2 separate regions of the Homo sapiens genome follow, and region 2 is linked to region 1. A link is an interaction called in ENCODE POLR2A ChIA-PET data of the cell type or tissue named here. Cell type or tissue: MCF 10A. All regions are shown on one strand.

Region 1 (5,000 bases):
CTCTGGCCCCTGAGGGCATGACTGGATTTCACAGGCTACACAGGCTCCAAGGGAAGCAGCACCCTCAGGGCTGGGCTAAATTTAACTGAGGCCAGAAAGTGAAGAGTGTTTGGTGGAGGGTGGGGAGACAGTAGGAGGGTAGATCAAGGGAGAGGAAACCCCATCACAGTAGGCTTGGGCTTGTAGGAGAACAGAGATGACCAGAGGGACTGAGAATTACAGCACTGTGGGTGTAACTGCAGCAGGCATGGTCCACATTGGTAGCTGGCAATGAGATTGGTTGGTTCCCCAGACTTTGTTTGTTCCTTTGACATCCAGGCTTTGCATGAACAAACACCCATGTCCCCTTCTCAGAAAATTGCCCATCCCCTTGTTGGAATTCTTCTATTAAGACAAAATCTCCCTTCCAGTGACCTATGCTCAGTGGTTCCTGTTTTTTATTTGTTTTTTGAGACAGGGTGGCCCAGCCTGGAGTGCAGTGGTGTGAGCATGACTCACTGCAACCTCAACTTCCCAGGCTCAAGTGATCATCCCACCTCAGCCTCCTGAGTAGCTGGGATCACAGGCATGTACCACCACACCCAGCTAATTTTTTAGTTTTTTTTGTACAGACAGGGTTTCGCTATGTTGCTAGGCTGGTCTCGAATTCCTGGGCTCAAGCGATCCTCCTGCCTCAGCCTCCCAAAGTGCAAGGGTTTCAGACATGAGCCACAGCACCCAACCATGCTCAGTGGTTCTTGATTTACCTTCTGGTCAGCTACAATGCAGGGTACATGACTTCTGTGCTTCCTCACTTTGAGCATTGAAAGCTTTTTACCTGGTCATACCAAACCTTGGCAAGAACAATTTCACCAGCCACCAATGAGAAGGGTCACTTCTGCAGTGGGTCTTTAAAAAAAATAGGCCCGGGTTTTCTTTTTAATATGATGTTGTTTTGTTTGTTTGAGATGGAGTCTCGTTCTGTTGTCCAGGCTGGAGTGCAGTGGCGTGATCTCAGCTCACTGCAACCTCTGCCTCCCAGGTTCAAGTGATTCTCATGCCTCAGCCTCCTGAGTAGCTGGGATTACAGACGTGCACCACCATACCTGGCTAATTTTTGTATTTTTAGTAGAGACAGGGTTTCACCATGTTGGCCAGGCTGGCCTCGAACTCCTGAACTCAGATGATCCACCCGCCTCGGCCTCCCAGGGTGCTGGGATTATAGGTGTGAGCCACCTTGCCCGGCAATTTTTGTTTTTTTAGAAGAGATGGGGTTTCACCATGTTGGCCAGGCTGATTTTAAACTCCTAACCTCAAGTGATCCACCCACCTCGGCCTCCCAAAGAGCTGGGATTACAGGCATGAGCCACCATGCCCAGCAACCCCTTCTTAAATTAACCCCTTGTAGTATAGTAGAGCTTGTCTCTCCAGATAAAGGGCTGTAGGGAAGGAAACCAGACGGGGCAGTTTTCCTGGCTCCCCACCTACCTCATTCCCCCAGGATATGTTTCCAGTGAGCATCCCAGAGTCCCCCAGGCCACCCCAATTAATCTTGTTAATGGGCCCTCCTGGGGAACCTGTCTCCTCCCATGACCCTGACCAGATCAAGGCAGGAGGCACTAGGCAGCACTGTGCGGCCCCGCCCTCTGCAGTTACAGTTGCCCAGCTGAGCGCTTTGTTAGGTTCGTGACTCCAGTCTATCTGGTGACTAGAGTCTGTTTGCAGAGTGCTGGCACCCGGTGCGGCTCACAGAGCTGACATTCTGCTCCACTCTCTGGCGCCAGGCCCACGCCACCACGCCCGCCCATGCCCCAGAGAGGCTGGCTCAGGTTACCCCTGTGCACCCATGGTTCCCCAGGAGGCCCAGGGCTGGGTAGGAGGGTCCTGCCCCACCCCGCAGGTGGCATGGGTGCTTGAGGAACACAGAAGGGCCTCACCTGAGGTCTCTGGGAGAGCCATGAGGATGTGCAGCGGCCTTAGTTGTCATAGATACCAGAATCTGGGCGCAGCCCCACTTCCCATTTCCCAAGCTTCACTGTGTGGGCCTCACAAAGCCACTTGGGGCTTGTCCATACTTGCCCTGTGCACGGAAGTCTAGCATCAGTGCCAGCCTCGGCCCATCCCTATCTTGACCACGCTAAGCTGGGAAAAGCCTTCCAGATCTAAATAGCAACTGCAGCCAGGCGTGGTGGCTCACGCCTGTAATCCCAGCACTTTGAGAGGCAGAGGTCGGCGGATCACCTGAGGTCAGGAGTTTAAGACCAGCCTGGCCAAAATGGTGAAACCCTGTCTCTACTAAAAATACCAACATTAGCCAGGTATGGTGGGGCACGCCTGTAATCCCAGCTACTTGGGAGGCTGAGGCAGGAGAATCACTTGAATCCAGGAGGCAGAGGTTGCGGTGAGCTGAAATTGCACCACTGCACTCCAGCCTGGGCGACAGAGTGAGACTCTGTCTCAAAAAAAAAAAAATAGCAACCTCAGTGACCATTGGTCTTCTGTGAGTGTGATGTTTTGGCCTCCTGTGCTCACTGTTGCATTACCATCCTCTCAGCAAACGCCTGGACTCTGTTGTTGCCGCCTGTATTTCTTATGCCTCACAGCTCATTCATCAGCAAATTCTTTCAGCTCCACCACCAAAATATAATCCTAGCCTGTCCATTTCTCACTACCTCCCCTGCTCCATCCCGGTCCAAGGCACCATTGTCTCCACCCTGGAGGCCTGCAGTAGCCTCTTAACGGCTGTCCCACCTACACTCTTGCTCCTGTCTATCTTCACATGGCCACCAGAGTGAGCTTTTAAACATGGAAATCAGGCCAAGTGAGGTGGCTCACACCTGTAATGCCAGCACTTTGGTAGGTCGAGGCGGGAGGATCACTTGAGGTCAGGAATTCAAGACCAGCCCGGCCAACATGGTAAAACCCTGACTCTACTAAAAATACAAAATTTAGCCAGGCATGGTGGCACACACCTGTAATCCCAGTTATTCAGGAGGCTGAGGCAGAAGAACAGCTTGAACCCAGGAGGTGGAGACTGCAGGGAGCCGAGATTGTGTCACCACATTCCAACCTGGGTGACAGAGTTAGAATCCATCTCAAAAAAAAAAGGCCGGGCACGACGGGCACGATGGCTCACTCCTGTAATCCCGGCACTTTGGGAGGCCAAAGCGGGCAGATCACCTGAGTTAAGGTGTTCAAGACAAGCCTGGCCAACATGGTGAAACCCCATCTCTACTAATAATACAAAAAAATTAGCCAGGTGTGGTGGCACACGCCTGTAATCCCAGCTACTTGAAAGGCTAAGGCAGGAGAATCACTTGAACCCGGGAGGCAAAGGTTGCGGTGAGCCAATATCATACCATTGCACTTCAGCCTGGGTGACAAGAGTGAAACATCGTCTCAAAAAGAAAAAAGAAAAAAAAAATAGATTGGATGACTCCCTGTCTTAAAATTGTGGCTTCTCATCTCCCATAGAATAACACCCCATCTCTTTGCTCTGGCGTGCAAGAGCCTATGCATTCTGGTCCCCTGTGGCTACCTCCTCAGTCTCGTCGGGTGCCACCATGTATTCACTGGCCTTGGCACACAACTTCCCTGTTTCCCCAAAACACCCAGCTTGCTCCTGTCTCAAGGCCCACCTGCTGTTTCCTCTTTCCTCTGCTTCTCACCAGACAGGTCTCAGTTCAAATCTCACCTATTCAGAGAGCCTCTGCCCAGCACCCTATCTAAAATAGATCCCCTTCCCAACCCCACCCCACTTTCCAGCACTTCACCCAGCCATCTTGTCTTCAAAGCCCTTATCCACCAGAGATTATCCAGTGTCTTTCTGTACTTGTTTACTATCTGTCCCTCACCAGCCCCAGTGTAAGCTACTCAAAGGCATATCTTTTTTTTTTTGGAGATGGTGTCTTGCTCTGTTGCCCAGGCTGGAGTGCAGTGGTGCAATCTCAGCCCACTGCAACCTCTGCCTTCTGGGGTCAAGCGATTCTCCTGCCTCAGCCTCCCGAGTAGTTGGGATTACAGGTGTATGCCACCACACCCGGTTGATTTTTGTGTTTTTAGTAGAGATGGGGTTTCACCATGTTGGCCAGGCTGGTCTTGAACTCCTGACCTCAGGTGATCCACCCACCTCGGCCTCTCAAAGTGCTGGGATCACAGGCATGAGCTACCGCACCCGGCCCAGATCTGTTTTTTTAAAATAACTTTTATTTTAGGTTCAGGGGTACATGTGCAGTTTAGTTATTAGGTAAACTTCTGTCACAGGAGTTTGTGGTACAGATTATTTCATCACCCAGGTATTAAGCCTAGTACTCAATAGTGATTTTTTTCTGCTCCTCTCCCTCCTTCCAGCCTCCCCCTCAAGGAGGCCCCGGTGTCTGTTGTTCCCCTGTTTGTGTCCATGTGTTCCCATCATTTAGCTCCCACTTGTAAGTGAGAACATGTGGTATTTGGTTTTCTGTTCCTGCATTAGTTCGTTTAGGATAATGGCCTCCAGCTCCATCCATGTTCCTGCGCAAGATGTGATCTCATTATTTTTTTTTTGGCTGCGTAGTATTCCATGGTATACATGTACCACATTTTCTTTATTCAGTCTATCATCGATGAGCATTTAGGTTGATTCTTTGTCTTTGCTATTGTGAATAGTGCTGTGAGGAACATACGCATGCATGTGTCTTTATGTAGAATGCTTTCTAGTCCTTTGAGTATATACCCAGTAATGAGACTGCTGGGTCGAATGGTATTTCTGTTTCTAACTCTTTGAGGAATTCCCACACTGCTTTCTACAACGGTTGTACTAATTTACATTCCCACCAACAGTGTATCAGCATTCCCCTTTATCTAGAAATCTTACCAGCATCTGTTATTATTATTATTTTTTTTTTTTGAGAGGGAGTCTCGCTTTGTCACCCGGGCTGGAGTGCAGTGGCGCAATCTCAGCTCACTGCAACCTCTGCCTCCCGGGTTCACGCCATTCTTCTGCCTCAGCCTCCCAAGTAGCTGGGACTACAGGCACCTGCCAC
Region 2 (5,000 bases), 230 kb before region 1:
GCAAATGTTCTTACAAGAAGAGGAGACACACAGAGGAGAGACACAGAAGAAAACAAAAAAGGCAACGTGAAGATAGAGTAAGAGATTGGAGTGATGGGTCTACAAGTCAAGGATTGCCACCAGACACCAGAAGTGAGGTGAGAGGCATGGAATAGATTCCGCCTCAAACCCTCCAGAAGGCACCATCCCTGCTAACACCTTGATTTTGGACTTCTGACCTCTAGAACTGTGAGAGAATAAGTTGCTGTTTTTTTAAGCCACTAAATTTGTGATAATTTGTTATGGCAGCCACAGGAAATTAACACAGTAGTCATGCCTTGACTGCCTGGAAATTCCCATCCATCCTACAGAGGAGATGAGACACAGCATGGACCACTGTGAAATGACACTTCTGGGTAACATCCTCCCGGCCACCTTAGGACACATTCCATCCAACATTAAATGGGAGGACAGGAAAGGAAGCCGACATAAATCAAGCACCTATAATGTTCCAGGCATCACGTGAAGTCATCTCATTTAATGCGATCCTTGCCAACAATCTTCTCAATTGAAAACTATTATCCCCATTTTCTATCTGTGGAAATCGAGGCTCTTGAGAAGTCAGGTGACTTGCACCTGTCACATGCTGGTGGCAAAGCCAGGATTTGAATCTAAGTCTGCTAAGTCAAGATGAATCCTCATTCTACCCTGGGAAGAACCCTGAGCCCTGGGAGGACCTCGATGGAAGTCCACCTGGTTTCCTGTCCCTGGCCAAAGGCTGACATCAGGGCCAGGAGTAAGGGGTGGCCAGATACTCTCAGAACCAAGTCAGAGCCAGTTTCCTGTTGGCATTAATGGTTTCAAAGACACACACAGAGAGGAACATTTTCTAGCTACAGTTGCTGTTGAAGTAAAAATGTTCTGTGGAAACAGATCACCAGAGCATCCATCACCAGAGGAGATTTGATGTGGAAGGTACAATTTTGTATTATAAGGCAGAATTCAATACATTTCTTCTTTGCCCTCTTCCTGTCCCAGGCCCCTGTTGAATGCTGGTCCTGATTTAGAGAGAGAGCTGGGGCCAGAAGATTTCTGTTCTCACTATGGCCCCAGGCTCTCCTCCAAAGGGAAGTGTCCAGCCAGCACAGGGCTCCAGTTGGGCCTGATTTGTTTAGTGAGGTTATAACAAGGCCCAAGGAGCATCACCCAGGCCCAAGAGAGGTGAGACACTATTGTCCCCGGGGTCCATCCTGGGCCCTGTCCCCTCCTGGGTTCTAGCTGAGATTCAGCCATCAAGTTCCCAGATCTAGAGCATGAGGGTGGGCCCTTTAGGATGCAATTGTGTTTGCTCGACCTTTTTTTTTCTTGCGAAGATTTTCAAAGATCATTAGCTGTCAGGCTAGACTAGCTCGTCATGGCCTCCAGGCACACATTTCCAAACACTGACCTAGGGTTTCAGGTCCTGAGACCTCCTGGGAAAACCTTCCTAGAAATGTTCTTCACCATGCTCTCTTATCTCTCAGCCTAGATACCTGGGAAGTCCTATGATTGATCTGACCTTGACGGAGCTAGTGCTAAGTGAAGCAACGTATTACAAAGCAAGAGGTATGGTTTCTAGTGGTTTACCGTCACTTGCAAATTACAGTGACATGGGCAACTCACCCCCAAATACCTACATTTGGTCTGATCTGGTTAAGTGGAAATACTACTTCACAGTCTGGGGACTAGACCACCTCTGATTCTCAATTTCCCAGCAAGTTCGGGTCATCCTCATTGTGGAAGTAGAAAGGAGTTGTGGATGCAGGATGGAGCATGACCTGTCTGCTTCTGGCTGAGGTTTCTTGGCAAAGTCTGGAATGATGATGACTACATCAGGAGAAATGTCCTGGGAGCTTCCTTCCTACGAGGTCAGACTTTCCCAGAGGGCAACAAGGTTTCTGTAGGAAGGGGGTGGGGCGGGTGGAGTTGGCACGATTTGTTCTGCTAAACAAGAGAGGTCTTAACAGTGCCCATCCCCTGAACCCTGCCCAAATGACTTGGATTTGCTGGCTCTTTTGGAGTAAAAGAGAGCATGGTGTATGTCTCTCACACTTTCTCCCCATCTCTGAGGTAGCCCATTGTGCAGATGAAGGAAGTGAGGCTCACAGAGGTGAAGTTACTTCCTCTGGCTGACCCAGCTTGCAGGGGCAAAGCCAGGGTTGGAAGCCAAACAGCCTGGTCTCCAGAGCTGAGGGCATAACAGAGGGTGTGTTGCTGCAGGTGCATTTGTGATGGGCATTTCTGTGCTGTGCTGGGTTGTGGGGTGGGGCTGCCTACGTGGAGTGAGGGTCATGTAGGGCTTGAAACATGTGGCACGTGTGCTGCACGTGCACATGATTGGCTGTGCAGTTCCAGATGCCTGTGTGACCACGTGTGTGCATGCCCGCACCTGGCCCCTCCTCCCCAGGTGGTATGGCTGGGGGCCGCTTTCCCCACTTAGAGGAGTCTGCAGAGGAGCCAAACCACAGCTCCAGCCAAACCGCAGCTTGGGCCGCAGGGGTTTGATCTTCCCTCTGCTGCCGGAGATGAGAGAAGTCTAAGTGGCAGAGATTTATGGGGCCTGAGGGAGAAATACCCTTCCAGTGAGAAGCTCACATGAAAAGCTCCAGAGACTGCAAAGCGTGCCAATTATGCAACAATTAAAAGGTTTGACTATCATTTCTTTCTCCTTTTATTCTCCCATCTACTCCTCCCCCTGCCACATCTGGCTGCCCCTGCAGGCTCCCCAGCAAATGCTCTGGGGAACAGAGGATAAAGAACACACTTTTCCCCTTTTTAATTGGAGATCAAAAGTTGGAAGAAGAACTCACCCCTCAAGGGCAGGAAGAAGGGGGTATTGTTGAGATGGAGGCCCTCAGAGGAGGAGATGGGAAAGGAGAAAGGAGTGTAGGGCAGGCTCCTATACAGCTTGTCAGGGTTTGTAAGAATTTTACACACATCATCTCACTTAATCCACAGGCCAACCCTGTAAGATTAGTTAACTATTACTGGCATTATGTTTCAGATTAGAAAACGGAGACTCACAGAGGCAAATGATTTTACCAAGGTCACACAGCTGGTAGAAGTGGCACTGTACCCCAGGCTGTCTGATGCCAAGGGCTTTGCCACCAGGCTCCTAGCCTTGGCTTTCCCATTGGTAAAGTGGGTGCAGGCCCTGGGCTTTGTGTGATGGAATCAAGTGCTCCTGTAGATGAAAGGTACAGTGGGCGCTTAGCGGCAGGATTGCTCTGTAATTCAGCCAGCATCAGCTGAGCCAAATGCCCTGCGCGGCAATCCAGTGGCTAATTGAGAAAGAATTAGGCAGTGTGCCCCAAAAGTGAAGAAACAGCTGCTAGTTGGTTTTTTAGAGGCGCCAACACATAGTCAGTGTATGTACCCCCTCCCCACCTGATTTCCCAGCAAAGCTAACAGCGCCCACACTCCAGGGTTCATGGCATTGGACTCCCTCCTGCCCTGCTCATCCATGGCAACTCCAAACACTGCCCTAAAAGCTCTTATATCTCCTGAGGGAAGGTGGCTGTGGGCACACAGGCTTTTGCAGGGTAATGAGCACCATCTCTTACATCTAGGATTCCCCCAAACAGCTGGCACATAGCAGGCTCACACAGTTCACATTTGACCCAGACAAAAGAGGACAGCAGGCTCTCCCCCAGGGACTTTCATGTATGTTTTCTCATTAATGCACCCTAGATCTGCTCTGTCTCTAACTGAGGGAGTAACTCTGGGCAGGCCATGACACCTCCCCGGACATCAATTTTCTCAGATGTTGATTGAGTGGGCTAGACTGTCCAGAGTTAACTGCCCAGCTGTCTATGACAGCTAGAGAGGGAGGAACATGTAGCCCAAGTCACGCACAGTGGCAGGAAGAGGTTCCAATTTTCCTGCCTCCAGGCTGGGGCATGTCCCCCACACCTCAGTCCTCAGTCTTCCGGAGGGTGAGCATGCCGGCAAAGCTGGGCTGGCTCTGCCATTTCTCCCGCTTCAGGCTAAGCCCAAGAAAGCAGCCACACTTCTGGGTCTTGTGCCCACAGGAAAAAAGAGTGGAGCTTGGGTCTCAGCCTCCCTATTACTTTTCCCTGCACCACCACAAATGCCATTAGCCCAGGCCTCCTGGGATAAGTTTTCCCAAATGGTTTTCCCCAGTACATTGCTTCCCAGATCACAGCTTGACTCAGCATTTTCTCCTCTGCTGCTTCGGATTCTTGAAAACCCCTCACCTCAGGATTGATGTCCTGGGGTATATGTGGGAGGGGGTGGAGAATAAGGGGGGTTGGTTATGGAGGGCAAGGTGGAGCAAGTGGGGGGTAAGAGAAACTGTGAGCATCCCCCTGACACCATGAGCTCTACCCCAACCTCAGTGGCTCATACTTGGTGACCTGGGGGTCCTTCTCTCCCCATCGACCCTCTCCGAGGCCTGTACCAGGTGGCCATGGCAGCCAGCTCCCTCATGGATGCTGAGGGACCCCAGCTGGCAGAAACGGCCACACTTGGAGAGCCCAGCCAGTTGTTTGCTCAAGTGGGGCCCACTCAGCCCACTGTGTGGGGACTGGCAGGACTCCACAGGAAATGATGGGAGGGTTTGGGTGTATTCTGACCTTAACTGAATTCCAGGATGATGATGTGTGAATAATATGGCTTTTTGAGAGTCAACAGCTTGGGTGCTTCTTATAGTAAGGCTAGAGTGCTCAATGGGCCATCTCCCCATTAATCATTTAGCTAGTTCGATCAATTGGCAAACAGTCCCAGCATTACTCTGCAGTATTACTCTTCCTTCTGTCAGCAGCCACCCTTACACAGATGTCAAAACTGCCATCAAGTCAGCCCCAGCCCCACCCCCATGCCTTCTATTCCCCGGGCTTCATATTTTAATTCCTTGAGCTTCTTGCAGTTCCCATTTCTGTCCAGAATTTTCATTATTTTGGTGGTCTCTGCCCACAGGGAGATCCCAGGTTCCTACTCCCTGGGCCATTCTGAACTCCCAG

The links. Peaks named below come from ENCODE experiments on the same cell type or tissue, not always from the same donor. Only the 100,000 strongest peaks of a DNase experiment are listed, where the experiment ranks them.
Region 2: POLR2A ChIA-PET joins it to region 1 with 5 read pairs; 2 of 35 experiments call an interaction of 5 or more read pairs at or near these places.

Annotation. Positions count from the first base shown.
Region 1 is chr1:202,053,811-202,058,810 of GRCh38, reverse strand. No RefSeq gene overlaps it. Among named protein-coding and RNA genes, the nearest start is that of ELF3, 46 kb to the right of the region's middle. In MCF 10A, no CTCF peak of the experiment used is centred here; DNase peaks (open chromatin) are centred at 490, 1,690 and 2,040.
Region 2 is chr1:202,281,067-202,286,066 of GRCh38, reverse strand. All of the region lies in intron 6 of LGR6 (leucine rich repeat containing G protein-coupled receptor 6), which reads right to left. Among named protein-coding and RNA genes, the nearest start is that of UBE2T, 58 kb to the left of the region's middle. In MCF 10A, no CTCF peak of the experiment used is centred here; DNase peaks (open chromatin) are centred at 1,876, 2,536 and 3,306.